Regions from separate parts of the Homo sapiens genome. Here all the other regions are linked to region 1. The links are chromatin loops, found by intact Hi-C in ENCODE. Cell type or tissue: endothelial cell of umbilical vein. All regions are shown on one strand.

Region 1 (8,000 bases):
AATGACAGAGTGGAGTGGTGACAACGGAGACTATATGACTTACAATATCTAAAATATTTACTAGCTGGCCTTTTATAGAAAAATTTTGGTGAAATTTGCTTGTGAATAAATGAATAAAAAGTTTCTTTAAAAGGATAAATCACATTATGAATAAAGTATAGTGAATTATTCAGGGTAACTCTAGCTTCCATAAACCCCAATATTTTTATAATTTAAACAAAACTAAAGTTTCTCTGTTGTTCACGTAACAGTTAACAGGTTAGAAAAGCAGTCCCTCCTCATGCAGTAATTCAGGAAACCTGGTAAATGGAAATTCTTCAACGTGCAATTTCTGAGTAACCCTGGGTGAGAAATAATGTGCCCAGGAAGAAGAGTAGACAATGATATTTGGTGAACAGGTAGCAGATCCTTCCACAAATAGTTTATTACCACTGCTATAATTTTATTAACAATCATCCTCTTTATGCAAATGATTGTTCTAGTTAGTTTATTAAGCTACCACTTATTCACATGAATAATTCTAATAAAATTCTTCTACCAGACACCGAGGTGAGATAAATGACACTTTGGTAAGGATCATGACTTTGGTAAGGACTCAGGGAAGAAGGCAAATCACCTTTCGGTCATGGAGCATTTTGAAGGGAGAATAGTTTTCACATTGTGGGACTTCTGTTATTCAGAAAAAGGCTTAAGGCATTGAATTTTTTAGGATGTTGGGGAGATAAGTGACCAGAAAGGCGTAAAGGCAGACAGAAAAAGAAATGTGAGGTTCTGGAGGACAAGCTTTGCATCTTTGTCATTGGCTGCTCATGGCACAAGTTTTCAGGGAATGAACAGAGTGTTCTTGAGAGGTAGCATCTTGAGGCCACCCTGGAGCAGGAGCCAATTGCCTTTCAGGCAAAGTGACTCGCTTTCTTTTTGAACAGTTTCCAAAATAATATTAATAACAAAAATGATGGAGACAGTAGATTACAGAGCTCTAGAATTTCAGTGATAGAAATGAGAAAGCGATTAAATTGAAAATGTTTTCTTCTGGCAGATCAAGCTGTAGTTGTGTGGTTATAAATTCTGCATACTCATTGAGTCTTGGAACTCATGGAGATTGAGTCTTGGAGGAAAAATAAGCAAAAGAAAGATAAATTCGTTCCTTAAAAGACAAATTTCCTTAAAATTGTAATTTCAGGGGAAAATGTATGTCAGGTAAGAAATTAGTAATTTTGAAGAATCCTTCTATGTCTAGAAATTTAAGTTTCCCAATTGCTCCATGTACCAATTAGATATCTATTGAGCCAAAAACAGGAAAGCTAAGGTGTACTATAGTCTCTCAAGTAGTTCAGAAACACCAATTCACAGCCTAAGACAGTATATAATGAAGGAAAAATGTCTAGGACTCATTGCAGATATATGGTTCATTCTCTGGGGAAATTAGAGGATTAGCAAATCAGTTATCTATTGCTAAAATAATGCTGCATAGCAAACCATTCAAAAACTTAGTGGTTTAAAACAAAAATTATTTATTATTTCTCACAAGTTTATAGTTTGGCTAGTTGGTTATTTTCACCTAGGCCAGAAATATATGCTCTTGGTTTGGCTGATTCACACATCTTCAGTCAAATGGTAGGCCAGCTGGAGTTTGCTGTTCTAGAATGGCCTCAACCTGGATGATAAGGCTCTGCTCCATGTGGTCTGTCATCTTCCAACTGCTCTTGTGATCTCGTTCTTGTGAGGAAGACAAAGGAGCAAGAGAGAGAGGTCTTTGCTTAAAACTAGTATGCTGTTACTTGCATTACATTTTACTGGACAAAGTGAATCACAAGGTAGGCTAAGTTTCAAAGAATAGGAAAACAGACTCTACTTTTCGATGAGAGAAATTTTAAAGCCACCTGGAAAGGGTATGGATACAGGGAGATGTAGAGAATTAGGGCCATGTTTGCAAACAGTTTATTTCATTGAATTTTATCAAGGAAATCTTGGTAGAGGAAGGTACAACTTAGCTTGAGCTTTGAAAGTAAAGGAAAGAATAGGGGGCATTTTTTTAGGCAAGGATAACAACATAAATGAAGCCTGTAGTAGTAGTTTAATAGAAAGAAGGAGTTTGGTTCTACAGCGTGTGATACAAAATTAGGCATGTATTGAGCTGCTTCGGGGGGGCTAAACTGGCTTATATTTAGTATAAATCAGAATATCTGTACAGAATAGATCATAAATTCATCAATTAAGATATGGAAATATACTTATACGTGGTGTTTAAACTCCTGCATGATGGGATGTGTGCGTTTGTTTTTATTTGCCTTTTATGCCTGAGGACAATGCTGCTGTCTTCTTAAATTCAGCACCTATTGATTACCCCAGATAAAAAGTTCTCTTCACTAGCTCCATTTTATTTATGACTTATAGCAGGGTTACAGATTGTAAATACCCTTACACATTGTTTGAGAGCAGGGTGGTCAACCCTAATAGTCTATTTAAAATCTCAAAGGTTCAAAGAAGTATCTCTGAGAGTTGTGCAGAGATATAGTACAGGCTCTATTCCCGCCAGAAACGTGTACATGAAACTTAAAAAGGAAGGGGCTTCTCTATCTTAGAAATTCTCATACTTTTTGATCTTAGGACCTTCTTACATTGTTAGAAATTTGAGGATCCCAAAGAGTTTCTATTTCGGTTGGTTCTTTCTGTTGCTATTTACTGTATTTGAAATTAATATTGAGAAAATAAAAAATATGTATTTACTAATACATTACAAATAATAGTAATGGACAAAAGCAATTAATGAAAAATACTAAATTTATTTCCATAAATGACATATTTCTGTGAAAAGTAACTATTTTTTGAAACAAGGAAAGTGAGAAAACGTCATTGTTTCACATTTTTGAAAATCTTTTATGTCTGGCTTAATAGAAGACAATTTCTTTTATCTGCTTCTGCATTCAGTCTATTACAACATGTTATTTTGGATGAAACATATAAAGAAACTTTGGCTTCATGCAGATCTTTAGATGGAAGCGGGAGAAAACTGTAGGGTCTTAAGAACCGTATTTGGAAAACGCTTCTGTTTAAGAGCTCCATAAGATTTATCATGGCAGAAAAAATAAAAATTAAGAATGCAAAAAGAACATGTAACAAATTGTGATGTTTTTCTCCCCAAAGTAGGCTATTCATTGTGAATTTCCAAAAAAAAAAAAAGAACACCTATTTCCTCTAATTTATTAATTTGTTATAACAACAACAACAAAAAAAAATTATGATTTTTGGGCCAGTGCCCCAAATCTCTTAGTCATCATGCCAAAAATGCAACAAAATAGAATGTTAACCATGGGAAAAAGTTTCAAAGGATCTGACCAAATGCCCAGGATGAATTTGATAAAACGGTGACCTTACTCACATATAGCTTACTTAATAGTCAAGGGATTTTTTTTTTCACCGCTCAAAAAATTCCAGCCAATTTCACTGATATTCTTCCTTGTTCCAGAAACTTCCTCAAAGTTGACCTTTCATTCTCTGGTGACCTGGGCAAGAATTTCTCAGAAACCAAAAGCCTGGCTGTTCAGTTGGTTTGGGAGTGGCATTTCCTAAAGTTTTGATTGGAAAAGAAACCTGGAGTTCTAACAAATTCATTTTTAAAGAAATGAATTGAAGTTTCTTTGCCAAATGCCATATGCAAAGTTTATTACTAATTCTTAATAAACGTAATGCAATTGATAGAGAACGTGAAAGTGAATTATTAGTTCTGGTTTTAAAATCCCATTATATGATCTATATATTTCTGCTCCACTTTTAAAAGTTGCTAGTGATATTGGTATGCATCAAACCCTTGTGGTAGATTATACATGATCGAATAAATGATTTTAAATAACAAGAATTTTATAATCCAATTATAAAAATATACAATATTTAAAAATAAGACAAACGCAGAAGGAGAGATAATCACACAGTCTTCTCCAAAAGCTACCACTCTGTTTTTTTGCATTTAATTTTATTGGCATTATTAACAAAAACATACCTTACTCTGATTTACAACTTTACTTTTTGCTTTAGATATATGATGATTTTTTTCCCTTACATTAACCATAGACATAGTTTTTAGAAAAAAATGAAACAGACAACATATTTGAGGAGATGGGGGTCTATGTTTACATGTAAACAATGACTTAGAAAATTTGTAAAAAGTGACCTCAGAGGGACAAAGGGGAAACAAATCCCTTGGAAGCCTTGGATCCTCCCAGGCAGCTGTGGCTCTGTGTTTCCTTCCTATTAAGAGGGATGTGTGGTTTGTATTGTCCTCCTGGGAGAATAATTCTGTCATTTCCATTAGGAAGATGATTTATTGAGGGCAGTTCCTTTTTAAGATTGAACAGGAAAACCAGTGTTGCAACCTGATGGTGCTATTTCCTTTGTAAAACGCTTCAGTGCTGAAGTTGTAGCAATTACCTTGGCCTTGAACTGAATCACAGACACCTCTCTGATCCCTTCTGTAACCTTATCTGGTAACACACAACGGTAACCACTGTGTCCTCTTGGTTTGAGGTGGGTGAGAATCAGGGCATACAACTCCCAGATTTCTCATAAGAGGGCATCCAGCCCTGTAACAGATATCCCCCAAGGCCATCGTGGAGCAGCCGGGATGCTGCGTAGGGGTTACAAATGCAGATGCAGTTGTTAAAGGGAATTTGACTGCAGCTGGAAAATAATTTTCTAAGAAGGCATATGGCAAAACGTTTTGCTTCCGTGTACCAATATCTCTGCGTGCCTCCTTTATTCCTCATTGAACCTCGGGGAATATTTAATAGTTCAGTCCTTCTTTTAAAGGTATGGTGAAAGGCAGCATCACTGCATCCCAGCAGAGGGCAGTTTCCTCAAGCCTATAGTACACCATTGCAGGTCTCATTCATGCTCAGATGGTGGTTGTTCACACCTTGTTCTTAAGAAAAGTAAACTTGTATTCAGTGACCTAGTTACACAGCAGCTTGGGCTGTGCTAAACAGTCATTCATTCAGATACTTCCTTTAGAAAACTAAAGTGAATCCAGTTGCGGTTTGCAGAAACAAGCTCCACAATGAGAGTAAAGAGATCTGGGTACTGGTCTTGGATTTGTCACTAAATAGCCATTGTGCTGGTGACATTAAGCAAGTCACTTTAGCTCAATTCTGCATCTCTGGTGAGGGGTTTTGGACAGCATGACCTGAAGATTTTAGATACAGTAGAATTTTCACATAATACCTCTATAACCCTGATAAAAATATATTTCGTAGCTGAGGGTTTGGAGTTAAAGAAATAGAGATTCTTCTTTAAAGTAATGCTAATTCAGATAGTTTACCTGGTTTGCAATATAAGCTTTATAGGTTATCCCTCTTCTACAATTGCTGAACTAAACCATCTTATATATTAGGAAAACTCAATTGGGCATGACTGTGAGAGTGAGAAGAACAGATTTCTGGGCCTGTGTTGGCTTCTCTCTAGCTATATGACTTTAGGTGAATCACCCCAACCTTCTGATTTCCAGTTTTCTCATTAGCAAAATGAATGGGTTGAATTAGATCAATGTTTCCTCCAAAAGGACCTGTGATTAAATGAGTCTGGGGGAAAAGGAGGTAAAGATAAGCAGGGGTCTATACTGCATTGATTCTGAAACCATTTCCACAGAGTCATCCACCACAGATTTACTGGGAGCTGCCTGTCTGGTAAGACCTTTTCCAGGGTAACCTACTTTAAACAGTAAACAACTGTTCAGCCTGTCATTGACCAATCAGAATGAATGCTGGCTGCAACTCTGAAGTGGCTCTGAGACCCCCTCTACTAGTCTGTTCTCATGCTGCTGATAAAGACACACCCAAGACTGGGTAATTTATAAAGGAAAGAGGTTTAATTCTCACAGTTCTACATGACCGGGAAGGCCTCACAATCATGGCAGAAGTGAAGGAGGAGGAAAGTCATGTCTTACATGGTAGCAAGAAGAAGGGCTTGTGTAGTGGAACTCCCACTTATAAAATCATCAGATCTCATGAGACTTATTCACTACCACGAGAAGAGTATGGGGGAAACCACCCCCATGATTCAATTATCTCCACCTGGCCCCACCCTTCACACATGGGGATTATTACAGTTCAAGGTGAGATTTGGGTGGGGACACAGCCAAACCATATCACCCCCAAGTGGAATCTGGTATTTGTTTCTGGATCCTGGGGAGTCTGGATGCTCCTTCAGTGGTTACTTATCAGTCAGCATGGAAGTATGTCAATATTTTCACAACTGGTATGGCCCTACCTACCTGCACACTCTCACCCCTGTGCTGTCCGAGGTTGCAGTGCCTTCTCTAGCCTTGTCTCAGAATATATGATCCAGGACCAACAGCGGCAGCAGCCCTGAGAGCTTGTTAAAAATGCTAATTCCTGGATTCCACCCAGACCTTCTTAATCAGAATCTGCACTTCTGCAAGACCCCCAGGTGATTACTGTGTTCTTTACAATTTGAGAATCACTGGCATGCAAAACAGGTCTGGTTTATTTAAAATGCACAGGGCTGATTTGCTGATGTCTACAGGAGGGCAAATAGCTTGAGCCCAGGAGTTTGAGACCAGTCTGGGCAACGTGACAAACCCCCCTCTCTCCAAATATACTGGGTAAATCTGTGGTGGATGACTCTGTGGAAATGGTTTCAGAATCAACGCAGTATAGACCACTGCTTATTTTTACCTCCTTTCCCCCCAAACTCATTTAATCACAGGTCCTTTTGGAGGAAACATTGATCTAATTCAACCCATTCATTTTGCTAATGAGAAAACTGGAAATCAGAAGGTTGGGGTGATTCACCTAAAGTCAAATAGCTAGAGAGAAGCCAACCCAGGCCCAGAAATTAGCTGGGTATGGTGGCGCATGCCTGTGGTCCCAGCTACTTGGGAGGCTGAGGCAGGAGAATCACCTGAGCCCAGGGAGGTCAAGGCTGCAGTGAGCCATGATGGGGCCACTGCACTCCAGCCTGGGCAACAGAGTAAGACCCTGTTTCAAAAAAATAAATAAATAATAAAAAAATAAAGTGTAGTCTCTTTATGATGACTTGGCATAGAACCCTTTTATGATGGAATATATTGTGGGATGAGTGGTCAGTGAAATACATTTTGGAAAACATTGAACAAGATATCTGAAGTTCTCTCTAACTCTAAAATTCAATGATTCTGAGACAGTTAAATGTTCTCACATTTCTCATTTGTTCATAATATTCTTCAAATCAGTTCTACTATAAATTGGATTTACCATTGCCTTTGGGCACTCAAATGTCAATAAAGATTGGGGATATTTTTAGAACTTTGATTTTAATTTCTGAGATATTAAATTGATAAGGAAATGAAAATAATCTGGAACCCAGACAATATGTTTTGTAGGGGCCTAGAGTTTTTTAAAAAAATTATTTATATCTTATCATAGTTTATTTTTTACTGTAGTGAAATGCATATAACATAAAACTTACCATTTTAACCATGTTTAAATGTATAATTCAGTGACAATATGTACATTTACCATGGTGTGTGATAATCACTGGTCTCTATTTCCGGAGCTTTTTCATGATCACAACTGAAATTCTGTACGCATTAAACAATAAATCCCCATTCCCCCCACTTCAGCCTGTGGTAACCTCCATTCTACTTTCTGTCTTTGTGAATTTCACCATTCTAGGTACCTCATATGAATGAAGTTATACAATATTGTGTCTGCCATCTCATTTAGCATAATGCTTTCAAAGTTATCTATATTGTAACATGCATCAGGATTTCATTCTTGTACGTGGCTAGATAATACTTCATTTTATGTGTATACCGCGTGTTGTTTATTCATTCGTCTGTTGATAGATACTTGGGTTTCTAACTGGCTATTGTGAATAATACTGCTACAAACATTGGTCTGTTTGAGCCTCTGTTTTAATTCTTTGGGGTCTATGTCTAGTCATGGAATTGCTGGATCATGTGGTAATTCTATGTGGAGACTCTGAACTGTTTTCTATGGTGGCTG
Region 2 (8,000 bases), 410 kb after region 1:
AGTTAGTAATATTTTATGTGCTTTTGTTAGCTAATTATAGAATGTGGATTTCAGATAACATCTTTGAAGTGTGATCTAAAAGCTCTAGGTTGTAGATTGCAATTAACTTTTCTACCTATACACATGCCGCTGCTTACTTTGAACTATTTTAAAGTAAATTGCAGAAGATGTAACATCATAGATTTACAATTTTATTAATTTTGTTTTATATATTAGCATTAAATAGTAAAATGATAATGCTGAAACACTAGAAGAAAGATTTTTAAAGAATATTAAATTAATTGCATTTATATAAACATGTAAATTTGAAAGTTATATACTAAGCCCCAAATAAAAAATAGAAGAAAAACTGAAGAATGAATTAAAAATATTGAAGTTACATTAATAGAAAAAAATAAAGAAAAATATGCCTAATTTAAAAATAATGTTATTTATGTAAAAAGCAAAACAAACTGACAAAAATACAAGCAAACACTTCTAACCCAAAACTCTGGACCTAGCCTTGAACTATAGAGTGGTTTCTATTGGTGTTTGCCTTTAGAAAATCTGTGCAAAGTAGACATAGTGAGTCATCAAAGATTCTTATCCTCAGGGCATAATTGATTTCTATTGAAATAAATATAAGAAAAATTGTATAGATAAACAAGATAACATAATTGATGAATATCATTTGCAGGAGTAAAATATGCTACAATATGTTGTCACTAAAGTCATGTCTATATTATTTAGAGGCAATTATCCATTTGTGATTGAGATCTTCCATAAATATGTCAATCCATAATCAGCCCTTCCTTCTTCCTGCTACGGTAACTGCTATTTGTGAGCACTCACTTTGGATTATTAGCCATCTTTTAATGCTACTTCTTTATTATTTTTCTATGGAAAATTTTCATGAGAATTCTAAATTCCCTTATGACTAGAAACTAAGCCTTCTATCTTTCGTGTCTCCCATATTTCAAACTGTGAAAATATTAAGGCTATAAATATTTGTTAAGTTAAGCAGAATTAAATATTTTTGCTACCCTAAATTTGGTAGTATATTTTTCATTAGCTTTCAATTACAAGTCAGCAATAAAAAAAGATCTGTAAGATAATTTGAACATATGTTACACCGTGTTCTTCAGAGTCATTTAATAGTGTGTACACGCACAAGCACATGTGTGCACACACAAACACACACACCCCATATTCGGAGTCTTTATATTGAAGAACAGTGAAATACTCTATGCATTACTTAACCAAATGATATATTGTGCTCATTTTAAAATACGCTCTACAAAATGGACTGTGTTTTGGCATTCAATCGCAGTTCCAACAACTGTGTAAATTTAGAGGTTGAGCTGGAGGAGCACATAAGTCATCTAGGCATAGTAGTTAGCTTTGGAAGAGCAAAGATGCATATCTAAGCATTACTGTATCCTTAGCAGTTACCAGGGACATTACTGAAAGAGTACTCTAGCTGACTTTAGGAGCCAACGATCAATTGCATTCAAGGGACTCTTTGGATGTAAACATTATTAAATTATTTTATCCACAGTATTCATACCATTTTTGACTATCATTCTAAATTAACAGAGATATTCATTTAATGGGAAAATCTACCTGGAAAAAAATTCTTAATTCTTGTGACTTATGTAAAAGTTTTCTATAATAGGACTTCAAATAACTTTTTATCTCCGAATGAAAAAGGAAACAAAAACCCAGACATTCCTATTAACAATAAATCTTGCTTGTAAAAAATTTAAGCATGTGAGGCCAAAATAGAAGACTCCAAGTGAAGCAGAAAACGCGAGGCAAATGTAGAGTAACATTTTAACTTACATTGTTTTAAACAAGAAGTAACATTTTATGACAGACCGAAGTCAAACCTACATTAAAGAAGTGACATGAGAGTTTCATGACTCCAGTAGCAACTGAAGAACTGAGGTCAAAAAAGAAACCTCTTGGAAACAGTTGCGTGTTTTTTGGTTTTTTTTTTTTTTTTTTTTTTGAGACGGAGTCTCGGTCTGTCGCCCAGGCTGGAGTGCAGTGGCGAGATGCAAGCTCTGCCTCCCGGGTTCATGCCATTCTCCTGCCTCAGCCTCCCGAGTAGCTGGAACTACAGGCACCCGCCACCACGCCCAGCTAATTTTTTTTTATTTTTAGTAGAGACGGGGTTTCACCATGTTAGCCAGGAAGGTCTCAATCTCCTGACCTCGTATTCCGCCCTCCTCGGCCTCCCAAAGTGTTGAGATTACAGGCGTGAGCCACCACTCCCGGCCGCAAACCGTTGAGTTTTAAAGTTCAGCATGAAATAGTTGCAATACCTTGCCCTGGGCCACATGAAGAGAAACACCCAGTAAAAGCAAAACTTGTTTCACATGAAGCCAGAACATTAGCATTATTGAATATGGCATTACTCTTGCTATAGAAAATTATCATTTGCTATTGTTCTGTTAGCTTCTATAGAGTACCTTCCGTTTGCTATTCACCAGTAGCTTGAGCTTAAATTCATTTTTTTGCCCTAGAAGTAAAAATCCGCATTGTTTACTAGCAGATCTCTTTGGTTGCTGAGGGCAGTTAAAAGTCCTTGATTGTGTATGTGTGTGTGTGTATGTGTGTGTATTTATGGTTTATGTTTTAACCAGACTGTCAAAATATTGCTGTTGGGGTGAGAATCCAGATTTTGAAGAAATCTTATAGTTTTGTATTTATGTTTACTTATGTTTTAGATAAATGTGGAGAGAAAAGAATGGTCAAAATATTGGCCTCTCTGGTACTTTTTCCTCAGCGTATCGTTCTGCAACTCTCAGGACATTTTAACCTTTCGATTTGATCTTATTTTGTTTTGAATGGATAGTGTGGTACCGGTAAGCCATAAATTGCATTATTGCACACTAAATACTTTTAAAAAGCATGGTAGAAACTAACAATTGCAGGAACTATTATTTATCCTAATTGATCCCAGCTGAGCTTGGAAGGGAGTCTGGCCTGAGAGCCTTCAAAGGCTTGCCAAAAGGCTGTCAGGTTTGATAACTCACACCACGCTGAACTTGGCTCAGAGAGGTCAGTTACAGAGTGAACACTAAGCTGCCCCCGATATCCAAGCCTGCTTTAAAAATGCAGAAACACTGCCAGCTGACTCGAAAGCCGCTAGATTTTCAACTTTGTTTTAAGAAGCTCATGTTTTCTTGGAACTGGGGATGGGCTGGTAAGCAAAGAGAAGACGGTCCCACGTGGAGCTACAGAGCAGCTGTAGCTGTCCTGTGTGCTGGGAGGCATCTGTTTTTGTGAAAACATGGTTTACGCATTGGCCTGAAGATTTAGGATGCACTAGGGATATAACAAAATCTTAAATTATGCTTATTTGATTGAATAACTAAATGCATCCAGGAATTTGTATTTCATTGTTTTATATAATGATTTTCACATACAATTCATTTACAGATTATACGAAGAATTTTGTTGTTTTACATTATCAAAACTTCAGCTGAATAATCTCATGCATTAGAGTAATTTGTAACATTAAGTTGTAAGCACAGTTAAGAAAACAAAACAATATTTTTCTTTTCATTGTTACAGCCTCCTTGCCTAACAAAATCCCTGGGCTCACAATGGGATATCAAGAAATATTTGTTGGATGAATGAATAAATGAAAAAATAATCGCATGAATGAAGAAACTGGCCAATCTATTTTAAGGCTTTTCTTTTTCTTAGTTCAATAAACTTCCTTACTCTCGTCACTTTTTAAGACATTTTGGTAGGAAGATACTATTTAAACCATATACTTACAGCATTCTCTTCAAATTCTAATAGCAGCTTTCTGAAACTTTCATATTATTCATAGACAATATTTTTAAAGGAGCCTAGAAATTGGCAAGACAATTTTATAATGAAAGTTCTTTTTCTTCTCCATTTTCTAATTTATAAATATAGGTAGTAGCTTCTTTATATGTTTAACTTCATATCAGAAATATGGTCTAAATAGCATAATGGACTAAAGATGGCCACAAATTATTTGCCACTTTTCATTGAAATAAGGGGTTTCTATTCCCCTTGAATGTGGACAGGCCTGAAGACTGACTTTGACCAATATAATGGTCAGAAGTGACGTTGTGTACCTCTCAAGGTTGGGCCTAAAGATGCTTGCAGCTTCTTGTGTCACCTATGTTGGTACACTCCCTTTTGGAAGCCAGATGTCATGTAAGAGATCCAGGTGACCACCATTTTGTGAGGAAGCCCAATTTTCCCAGATGGTGAGGAAGAGAACACATGAAGGAGTACATGGGCTCCAGACATGTGAGTGAACTTTTTCTACCTTCCAGTGAAGTGAAGAGAGAGAGTGAATGGTGCTAACACTACAGGGCACAGCTGTCCAGCTGATTCCTTCTTATGTTCCTGACACATTGGAACATTAGGAAATAGAGATGTCTTAAGCCAGTAAGTTTTGAGGCACTTTGTATTCATAGCAGCATATATAGAAACATGCATTTTCTTTATTAAATATAACTTTGAAACATGCCAAATACGGTTATAACATATTCGGAAGAAAATAGTAAGTAATTCCACATTACAGTAAAACTTCTTTTTTCAATGTGAGTGTGATCCCCCTGGGGATAAATAATTCATTCCGATATGAATTTATAATATTAAATTTTCACACCTACTTAAAAATCAAACTGATTGAAGCTTTATTATATCATGACAACACTTAATACTAAAAAATCTAACTTTAGAAATACGGTTTTTAAATTTAGGTTTTTACTATAGTTTATTTCATAAATGTATAAAAAGCATGAATATAGTCACATCAGATTTTAATTTATTACATTCTTTTTACCATAAACAGATATCACATGTCAAGGTCCTATGTAGCTTTCTGTGGGATTTTACTTAGTAGACCCATTAAGCAAAATAGTTTCCTTTATTTGTTATGAAATGCATTAAATGATGAATTTCTTCATTTATTATCTCAATAATACTTAAGACTTCAAGCTGGGTTTAGGTCTGAGCTTTTTATCAACATAAACAATTTCCTTGAAATAGCCATGCTGACATACATTGATCATCTTAGGATCATCACTTATCTAGTTTAAGAAAAGATAATCCTTTGTATCAGTTCACTCATATTTAGCAATTTTGCAAACTATTAGAATTACATAAGATGCTCAAGAAGAAATGATGGATTTCAAATATTGATTATTTAACTCTCCTTCAAATACACTATTGGATCAAATATGTGGACATATTTCTTAAATACTTGTAAAACAAATGAAGTGTGACATATCCCCCTTACCACCTCTCCCCACTGCCACACAACAATTGAAAAACACTTTTTTTTTTTCTGTGACTTGGTATGAAATGATTCAATAGACTTATCAGCTGCTCATATGGATAGACTGGGCTGAAGCTGTAAGAAATGTTATACTTCTTCATGCTCTCTTCCTTTCTGTATTAGTTCGGCTATGAGTTTAAGCACGAGACAATCCCAAATGTGAGTAGAATTAACATGATAGAAGTTCATTTTTTCTCTTTTGTAAAATGTCAAGCAGTCAACACAGCCCCACTCTGCAAAGTCAAAAGTTTTCTCTACTTGTCTATATGGTAACTCTGCTGCTTCCCAAGATGCTATACTGCCCCTTCAGTGTTCAATATGAACAAGTGAGAAGAGGAAGAGAAAAAAAGGATGGCACACCTTATCAAAGGGCATCTCCCGGAATGCAGATGCATACCCATTACCCACATCCTAATGCAAGTGTTAGTTGCTTGGCTATGCCCAGGTGCAAATTTGGAAAGTATTTTTTATTTCCTGTATCTGTATGTAGAGCTAAAAATTTTTATTACGATGGAGGAAGGGGGTACAGAAATTTACAGACAGCTGTCTCATGTTTTTTTGATCACTTATTCAATTCTTTATGACCATTTAGTAGAAAACTAGCATTTTCTGCCTTTGTGGTTGTTTTAGTCAGTTTGGACTGTTATAACAAAATGCCATAGACTGGATGACCTATAAATAATAGAAATTTATTTGTCACAGCTCTGGAGGCTGGAAGTTCTAGATTAGAATGCCAGCATGGTTGAGTTTTGGTGAAGGCCTTCTTCTGGGTTGCAGATAGCCAGCTTGTTGCTATCTCCTGACAGAGTAGAAGGGAAGAACTCTGGTATCTTCAGCCCCATATAAAGGCACTAATTCCATTCATGACAGTTGCTACCTTTATAACCAAATCACTTCCCTAAACCCCATCAAATTTAGGAATTAGGTTTCAACATATACATTTGGGGGAGGACACAAACATTCTGACCATGGCAATATAAGACACTAATTGTAGATAATGTTCCAAGCTCTGTCTTCCTGCCTCCATTCTTATATAATTTAATATAAATAGATTTTTAAAACACTTAACTTATCCTTAAATCTGTCTGTGAGATGATATTACAGAGAAACAGGTTAGTATGTGTTTTGAAAGATTATTTAGAACCACATAATGTTAAATAGAGAAGCTATTGGTGAAAGTACAGACACTGTATTATACAAGCGGCAGAAAGTTTCTCATTACAAATGATCTTTACCTTTTGTCAATTATACCTTGTAGTAAATGTGTAAAGTAGGTCTTAATAAATAACCTCATCTAATATTATCAGGAATTATTCACCTTTCTATTTTTCTTTGTGGTCTATATCTCTCCCCCCCTCCCACCCTTTCTCTTCTGTATCATCTGTCTCTAGTGAAAGTACCAGGAAAAAGGGTAACCCAGCATAGCAGAAATATTTTAACCATACTTATCTTTCTTCAAGAGGAATACTATGAAAAAAAATGTGTTCTATCTCCACCTCAATGAGTGCTATAACTGTGGGACTGGGGATAGAACCCTGTCTTCCACCCTCTTCCTGGAGTAAGGAGGTAGCATCCCCCCACCATGGAGGTTGTGGGTGGAACTCACATCTACCCACCTTCTGCAGGAATGAGATGGCCTTCCTTCCCCGTAGAGACTATGACCCCTCTGACTTTCTCCCTTCTTCTGCAGTAACTGGGTTGTACCTCTCCCCAGTGGAGCTTATGTGCACAGCTCAGACTTCCATCTCCCTCTTCCATGGTATTCAGGCAGTCTCACCATCCCTGCAGAGATATGGGGCGTAAGCCTGTTCTCCACCCCATCCCAGTATCAGGAGGCACCGCTATCTACTGAAGCCTGTGGGTGTCACTCTGCCATTCATTTCTGACCAGTTTTAATGTGTAAGTGCCATTTCCCTATGGACATGTGCCTGGAACTCTGAATTCCACCATCCTCTGTGGCAGTGAAGTAATTTTCCTCTGTCTCCCCAGTCCATGATGAGAAGATTGTGGGGCAGAGTCCTGTCACCTGAGTCACATACAACTGTGACTGGGGGATACTGGACTCCAGGGGATTTAGAAACCAAATTGAAATTTGAACAATAGCTAACAAAAGTGAGCTAGGACATGTATTTTGAAACTAAACAGGTGGAATACCCACTTAAGTAAAAGATCGAAGTAATAACTTTAGTCTTACGTCATAATACATGTAGTGTCCAAATTATAGTCCAAAGTCACTTGACATACTAAGGACTAGGAGAATCTCAAATCAAGTAAGAAACGACAATCAATAGACTATAACACTAAGATGATACAAATGTTAAAATTATTGAGCAAGAATGTTAAACAAGGTACTGTAAAAATATTCCAAATAGCAATCTCAGCATATGGACAAAATCACAAAATGGAAATGACAGAGGAAAGGATCAGTAAGATTTAAGGTAGATTAGTAGAGATTACCCAATCTAAACAACGAGAGAAAACAGATAAGAAAAAAAAAAACTGAGCCTCAAAGACTTCTGGAGCAATAATGACATAGTTAATGTTTGTGTCACTGCAGTCCTAGAATGAGAGGAAAAAGGATATGGGGCTTAACAATTACTTGAGGAAATAATGACTGAAAACTTCCCAAATTTGGTGAAAAACTAATCTATAGACTCAGGAAACTGAGTGACTCCGAAATAGAATA
Region 3 (8,000 bases), 120 kb before region 1:
ATCTGTACATTTGGCTAACTGATGTGGCAGATAGACCAGAGGCCTATTTGCAGTAGACATTGTTGAATCTTGTGGGAGAGAATTTATCCTCAGGGACAGAGATCCAGAAAGATAAGCTTGGCCTGACAGCCAAGCAGTGGTTGTGTGAGGGAAGTGGCTGCTCTGAATATGGCTTTCTGTTTGTTTTTGGATCCATCCCTGGTCCAGTTCTAGCTGAGAGAGAGAGACTTGATAATAAAAACTGAAGAAATTGTATAATTTGTATCTCTGTGCTTCACTTATGTGTGCAAAAACCACTATATTTTTCTAAGTGAAATAAATCTCTCAGTTCCTGTTCATTAGGGTTTGTAGAATATTTAAACTTAGTTATGTTTTGCTGGGTGTCCAGTCTTTACAACAACCAAGGAGCTTTTCCAATCCAGAAGATTGGGGTAAATCCTTTGACCTTCTATCCATCATTGTCTCTTTTGAGATGCTCATTGTTTAGGGTTATCTGTTCTGTTAGGAAATGGGTGGCTCTGGGCTCAGGATAAGAAGACTTCCAGGTGGTCAGGCCTTAAGCCATTATATAGCCCATTTTTTAGAGGTTCTGCAGCCCTTGTCTGTGGGTAGGAGGGGGGCACACTGCAAGTTCATTGTCACCACTGCCTTCTTTTAACTCAAAGAAGCCACCCTAGGTATTGGGGCACTTCTCTTCAGTTCAAAACATCACCTTCCATTACTCTTCCTGACTTCTTCTATCTTTATGGATCCGAAATATGAAAACTGTACTTTCCCCTGGAGTTGTAGTTGAAGGAGAGTTTAGACTTTTAAAAACACAATTGCTGGTACCTTCTATCTGTGGTGAAAGTGAGGAAACAAGGATTTTTTTATTCCTTTGTGAGTTTACAGCAGCAAAAGAAAAATGACAGATGAAAAAAGCATGAAAAAAGGAATAGAAAGAAAAAGACAATAACAAAGAGGCACTAGTCAGTTTTTCTTAACAGTAAATTTTTACAACAATTTTTACTAAAAGCCCAATATGCGCGGTAGGGTAGAATATTCCTTTAATTTCCTTCTGAGAGTGTCAAAGGGTGTCTTCACCTAACATCATACATACTTAGCACTGTGATTGTTCTTCATAGCAGCCATGATCTCCTGCAGGGCAGACCAGAGTTAGACAGAAGGTGAAATGTTAATTAGAAGTGGATGCACCTAGAACAAAAGGCAGGGTGTTGGAGGATGGCAGATCACATAAACCAGAAGGCAGCTGGGCAGATGAGAAAGAAACATTGGATCAATCAGCCAAGTCCTAGAGGATTGGATTTGTTTTGAAGCCTAGATCAGACATCCACTAGGGACTCCAAGAAGTACTCAGTGGTAGTAGTAGTTGTCAGAGGAAACTTTCCAGATAGCTAGATTTCTGCAGATGCAGGGATTTCAGAGATACCTTAATTTGATTTAGGGTGAGAATGTTTCTGTTGGTTTGTGGTTGCCCCTGATTCCGCTGTAGTACCATTCTGATTGTTTCTAGGATCTGCATGTTGACTCAACTCTTCCCCAAACTCAATGAATTATTACGTAAACAGCTTCCTTGCTGGATACGAGAAAATTTAGAAATATTCGTGTCCATCCTGTGCCCTCGCACAAGAGCTCCAAGCACTTTTGAAGGACTCTTAGATGGTGACCCCTCTTCCTGAGCCATCATGAGCCTAAAGATCTTGGCTCTCCATTGTGTCTCCATCTCCCCAGAGCACTGGTCATCATGGGAGGTTGGTAGAAAGTGCTTCCTACTTGCGTCTGCTACTCTTCATTTTCTAATTCCACACTGTTCGGAACTCTCAGAATGACAGCTTGATATCTTCCCTCCCCATTCCCTGGTTTGCATTCTTCTATCTATCTGTAGATTCATTTAAAAATTGTTATTTTCCATGTGCCAGAGACTGTGGGTTTCCTCTGGACTTTGTTTTCTCTTCTAAATTGGAGTGAATGTTCCCTAGGCCTCTTTGCTAATAGGACCTTGTCTCCAGGATTACAACTCAGCCTTTCTTTCTCTCCCTCCAACCTCCTCCACCCCCTCAGATCCCTGCTGGTTTCCTAATACCTTCTCTTGGTTCAATCTGGCTTTGCTCCTAGCATGCCTTTGTACTGGATGATTGGCTCATTACTGGCACAAGTTTTGACAGATTTTTAACAACTAGAATCTGAATCCCAAGAAATAATGTGTAAACCAGATTTTCTTAATCAGGGTTCCTCGTCTGAACCACAGAATATTGAACATGATTTGAATAACTATTTATTTCAATTCTCTTAGCAATGGAATGTGGAAAAGACATTAAAAGTATGTATACTAGTCATATAGATGATACTCGGATAAATTAATATAATGCTAATATTTATGAGACTTTTTGGTTATAAAATCCACCTTATTTAGGTCCCACCTGCTCCATGAAGACTTCCCTGACTCTTCTGGAATTTCCTTCTGTGTTCTGTATCACTTTCTATCTTTACTATATATTTTATCATTTGATCAGTTACTATTTTCTATTATTACCTGATTTCCTGTGTACCTTGTTTCTTGAAGTATTAATTCCTTGAAGGTAGGGTCGTTAGTTGGCACTAGAACTGGGGGTGTTAAATTAATATGTGCTAAATAAAATTGATCCACATTCTTCTCTACTTTTCTTGATGCACACCTGGTACTTGCATAAGGATTGGCCATTGGTATGTTGTTAAGATAATTCAATAAACACATAAGGCACACAAATATTTAGTTTCTATCTTTCTTTTGGTCAAACTAGAGATTTCTTCTTTCTCATCTTGATCTAGTCAATCATGAAATTCTACCATTTTATCCATGAAGGTTTCTTAACTTGGTTTCCTTTTCTCCATTGCTATCGCTTCTTTAGATTAGGCCCATTATCTCATTTTTAGGCTACAGTACACAGCATCTCCTAACTGGCTTTCTTGTCTTTGGTTGTCCTTCTCTGTAGCAGTTTGGTAAAACCTACAGTTTCTCCCATAAAAGCGAGCCATTCCTCTCCACTACACCTCTCTTGAATCTAGACTGGCCTTGTGACTGGCTTTAAGAAATGGAATGTGGTGGTGATGACGTTGTCCACATTGTGAGCTTGGGCCTCAAATAGCCTGGCAGATTTCACTCTTGCTTGTCCTAGAATCCTGAGACCATGTGAGTGAGCTCAAGCTAGCGTGCTGGTGCATATGAGGCCATGTGGTGGAAAACCAAGGAGCTCCGGCAGACAGCCCCCAATCACCATGTACGTGAGGCCAGCCTGGATCATCTAGCTGCCAGACAATTTGCCAGCTGACTGCAGACACAGGAGAGGGCCAGGTAGAATGAGCTGAGCTGGGCTGCTCGGAAGAACTGCCCTCAGGATCATGAGCTAACTATTCATTCTTTTAAACCTCTAGGTTTTGAGGCAGTTGTTTCTTTTGCAGCACAAACCAACTCATACGCCACTAAAAACAAAATCAGACATGTCCTCTCCTTTGCTTAAAACGGCAGAATGCTTTCCACCACATGCTATAAGTAAGACCCTGAAGATCAGGATCTTGCTGGCCTCTCCAGGCTTAGCTCTTATTAATCTGTACCTCATGGTTTTCTCTCTGGCAATGTGGAAACACTTAATTTGCCTGTGCACCGTGCTCCTCCTTCCAGTTCCTTTGCTCTTCCTATACCTCCTTTCACATAGTGACCCTCTACATAACCTTCAAATTGCAGACCAGATCCCACCTCCTCCAGAAAGCCTGATGGGTTAGATGCCTTTGCTTATGCTTTTCTAATACTCCATTCATATTCCTACCCCTACACTTAAGGACTTTCTTTTAAAATATTTATGTTAATACCCTCTAAGTAGATTGTGAGCTTCTTGAGGGCAAGATTTGTATCTTGTTTTCGTTGTGTTCCCTCTGCTTAGCAGGGTGAATGACTATTGAATAAATGCATACCCCAAGTTTCAGGAATGTAAAACTAAAATGTGGAAGAAAATGGTACCCATAATTTGTGGCTACTTTGTACCTTCTAAAGATCAAATAACCACCCATGATTTTCATCTATTTATTTTCATGTCTATAAATTCTATTTTTCTCCTTTACAACAAGTTGCTTTCTGATTGAGATATACTTTATGGATTCAAATCAAATTAGAAGCAAGAACACAGAGAATTTTTTTTCTCACTCACAGCAGTTGTAAACTATCATGCTTATATTAAAATTCTTCAAAATGTAAAACTTAAAACTGGTCTCACTTTTTCATAATTCTGAACTCAGAATAAATGAATTCAGCTAGCTTGGCTTCCTAGAGAAATTCTACAATTAATTTCAGAGTAAACTCCTACCCCCGCATAGAAACCCACCTAGCAAGAAGGCTGCTCAAGTCTCAACATTTATGAGCCATGAATGCAAGTGTTGACTGAAAGTTTTTTGCTAACCCCAGGTGGAGAAGTGAGGCATTTGTGTGGCATGAGAGGTCTACGCCAGTCATGCCTCTGGTAATGCGATTCTCAGCTCTGTTGAGAGCAACACATGGGGATTCTTCCATTTTTTTTTTTTTTAATTTCTGTTACATGCAGAGGCAAGTGCCCACTGTTATATCAATGAAAAAATTGTGTATCCAAGTGATCTTTTAATCCCTTTGATTCATTGTGTCTCAAAAATCACACAAATGATAACCTATGAACACATCAATAGGAATGAAGGTTGGAAAGAAAAGAATCCAATGAAAACAAGAAAAATTAACATATCTCAGAATCACCACCCTAATATCATACAATGATGAATAAGATAAGTACATAACACACATACCCTTTCTGCCCACAAAATTGTGGCAAGGCTGAGTCAGTCTATGTACAGAAAAAGATATGAATATTTTGCTTGGAAATCCAGTCTGAAAACAAAGAGAGGAAATGACTTAGCAGAAGATTTGCACATGAACTACCCAGTCGACTCTGAGCACAGCAAATCAAACTGAACTACCTGAATGTGCCACTTGCTTTTAGACATTATCGGATAATCATTATGTCATACTTTTAAAGCTTGTTTAAGATTTCAGGTTTGTCTGTGAGGCTTCTGTCACGTGGCTTCTAAGCAAAAATGATCCCAGTTGTGATTTTGGAAATGCAGTTTTGAAAATTCTGATCACAAGCAATGCTGTATGAGGGACTCGGGTAAAAGTGATGGAGTCGTACTCTCTGCCCTGATTACAAATGAGACAGCACTTGTTTGGATCGAGCATCACAGCACAGATAATTACATAAAATGGGAATGGGAAGCAAGATGCATGTACTGTCATTCTAAGGAGATTATTTTCTTCATTGCAATATTGATTTAACTCCGGACAAAAAAGTACTCCTTTTCGTGAGTTTTGTTTGCCTGAGTCTCTCTGAACTTGGGCAGGTTTCACTTGGCAAATTACAGTGGTGCAGTGGGAGGCAGAGGTTGGACATGAGGGAATGGAAATTTGCAATTAGACAGGCATGCTTAGGGTAGTTAATTTTATGAAATGGAGGCAAAAGTAAAAGCATAATTTGGTGGATCAACGGAAAGCCAAGTTTGATGGTTTTACGTTAAAAAGTGATAAGATGTCTGTTTTTGTCCATCAAGGCTCCATTTTCAGCTCAGACAACAATAAAGCAGTTGCTAGCTCTACAAAAGAGGGCAAAATAGAACCCGTGTCCTAACTGGAGAACATGGGGTGGCCATGTGCGGAAAGCTGCATGTAACCTGTGGCTAGAGAATAGTGTCTGGCATCAAGCAAGTACAACAAGTAGGCAAAAGGGATAAAAAGTTACAGGATGAACCATTATTAGTGGGGTATTTTGAAGGCAAAATTTCCTTGTACTGAAGATACTCAATGTACCAAAAAAGGCAACTTATTTTTAAAGAAGATAGTAATAAAGGTCCCGAATGAAGGAACTACAACCACTGTAGGCAAGTGTGGAACAAGCACAGTGTGGATAAGGGTCTCTACTAGTTTCTTCAGTGGAACTGGCCCTTTAATAAAGCAATGCAACGGGGTGGTCTATGCATGTGTTGTCCAATAGCCACCAGCCACCTGTGGCTATTTAAATTTAAATTAATTAAAATGAGATGAAATAAAATATTCTATTCCTCAAGCATATTTACCACATTTTAAGGGCTCAATTACTACACGTGCCCAGGGCCTAGCATACTGGGCAGCACAGACAAATCAGTTCCATTATTGTAGAAAGTTCTATTAGACAGCACTGAAAGAGCATTGTCTTGGGAGCCTGGGAGTGAATCATGAGTCTGCAACTTAGTAATGGAGTGGCCACTGTTTCCTCATATTTAAAATAGGGCTAGGTGATATAGTACCTACCTCCTGGAGCTATTATGAGGATTAAATAAATGAGTTATTTTTAAATAAGATGTGTAGAACCATGCTTGGTACACAGTAGTGTAGTATCAGTAGTTTTTAAATGAATGGAGCCTGCTGCCTATATTCTATAGTTTGTATATATTTAAGCTCATGTTAATTTTTAGTGGTAATGATGACTAACATTAATTGTACACTTAATCCTTGTGGGCTTGATGTTTTACTTCCTTTGATTTAAGTGCCATTAAAATCTCATGAGGAAGACTTGATTATTACTTAATAGATGAGGATACCTGTAATCCCAGCACTTTGGGAGTCCGAGGTGGGCAGATCACGAGGTCAGGAGGTGGAGACCAGCCTGGCCAACATGGTGAAACCCTGTCTTTACTAAAAAATACAAAAATTAGCTGGGTGTGGTGGCAGGCACCCGTAATGCCAGCTAGCTTGGGAGGCTCAGGCAGGAGAATCACTTGAAACCGGAAGGTGGAGGTTGCAGTGAGCCGAGATGGCACTACTGCATGCCAGCCTGGGAGAAAGAGCGAAACTCCATCTAAAGAAAAAAAAAAAAAAAGATGAGGACATTAAACACATAGATCATAGATCATTCAGAGTTAATTTTGAACTTTGCTGACTTTTAACTGCTATAGCATTTACCTGCGTGATAAACTACCAGACTCCCAAGTCTATGCTATATTGTTTTTTATCCTTTAAACTAAATGTAACACATGTCTTTCCTGGCTTTAACTCTGAGTTAAAGAAATGTTCAAGAATACCTGGTGTAATAGTAACAGCTAACCTTCACAAGCACTTAACATATGCATCACATAGCACGTAATATGTGTCAGTCACTGAGCTAGAAACTTTATATGCAGTATATTAATTAATTTTATCCTTATAATACGTCTATAAGTTACAAACTTGTATTACCCCATTTTATAAATGAGCAAATTTAAGCTCAGAGAGGTTCGGTAAATTGTCTAAGTTCATATAACCAGTAAGTCACACAACTACCCCAAGGACTCAAATCCTATTTCTAATGTCTGTTTTCATAAGCCCTGTGCATACTGTCTTTCAGTAGAGAGTACAAGAATACACAGGTAGTTGACCTAGGGGGATGCTGCCTGACTAGTGCAAATACTGGTGCTCAGAATAGACAAAGTCAAGGAACTTCACTTAATAGCTACTTATCTACTTAAACAAGGCTATTTTTGTCCTGTGCTATGCGTGCATATCCTGACTCGCCCTTTCCTTGGGGAAAATTGGGAGAAAATAGTACATACATGGAAATGTACTGTTAGCTACTGCGACAGATTTGGCAAGGGCTGTGGACCACAGCCTCTCAGCAAAGGAGGAGAGCATCCCTGCCAGCAAATACCTGCTTCCCAAGCTCAGTTCCATAGGATTCCCCCCTTGCACACTTCCCAGTCTCCTTCCAAATCAGCTGGATCCCCGTGAGAAAAGGAAAAGTGATGTATTTGGGAAGTCAGATCTAAGCAAAGACCAACTCTCTGCTTGGAGTTCTCAAAATAATTTTTAATGAGATAAAGCTTCTTGAGTCAGAGGATATGACATTCTCATTTGCATGATTCAGAATGGCAGTGACGCCACGGGCAGTCAGTCATTGGAAAGGAGTTCCCGAACATGAAACGCTGAACAATTAAACAGG

What was found. Hi-C counts contacts between places; a loop is a spot of excess contacts. Peaks named below come from ENCODE experiments on the same cell type or tissue, not always from the same donor. Only the 100,000 strongest peaks of a DNase experiment are listed, where the experiment ranks them.
Region 2: a loop joins it to region 1, with 6 times the contacts of the local background. A loop is called at or near these places in 2 of 110 quality-filtered maps.
Region 3: a loop joins it to region 1, with 9 times the contacts of the local background. A loop is called at or near these places in 20 of 110 quality-filtered maps.

The regions. Positions count from the first base shown.
Region 1 is chr21:28,518,995-28,526,994 of GRCh38, reverse strand. No RefSeq gene overlaps it. Among named protein-coding and RNA genes, the nearest start is that of LINC00161, 16 kb to the left of the region's middle. In endothelial cell of umbilical vein, a CTCF peak has its summit at 4,829 (motif pointing right); DNase peaks (open chromatin) are centred at 3,334, 4,364 and 4,834; H3K27ac peaks cover 2,419 bases.
Region 2 is chr21:28,106,491-28,114,490 of GRCh38, reverse strand. The region is part of intron 2 of LINC01697 (long intergenic non-protein coding RNA 1697); the gene reads right to left. Among named protein-coding and RNA genes, the nearest start is that of LINC01697, 62 kb to the right of the region's middle. In endothelial cell of umbilical vein, no CTCF peak of the experiment used is centred here; DNase peaks (open chromatin) are centred at 3,010 and 7,950; H3K27ac peaks cover 313 bases.
Region 3 is chr21:28,634,007-28,642,006 of GRCh38, reverse strand. It overlaps a transcript of HEMK2 not described here. Among named protein-coding and RNA genes, the nearest start is that of LINC00161, 99 kb to the right of the region's middle. In endothelial cell of umbilical vein, no CTCF peak of the experiment used is centred here; DNase peaks (open chromatin) are centred at 4,856 and 7,986; H3K27ac peaks cover 4,167 bases.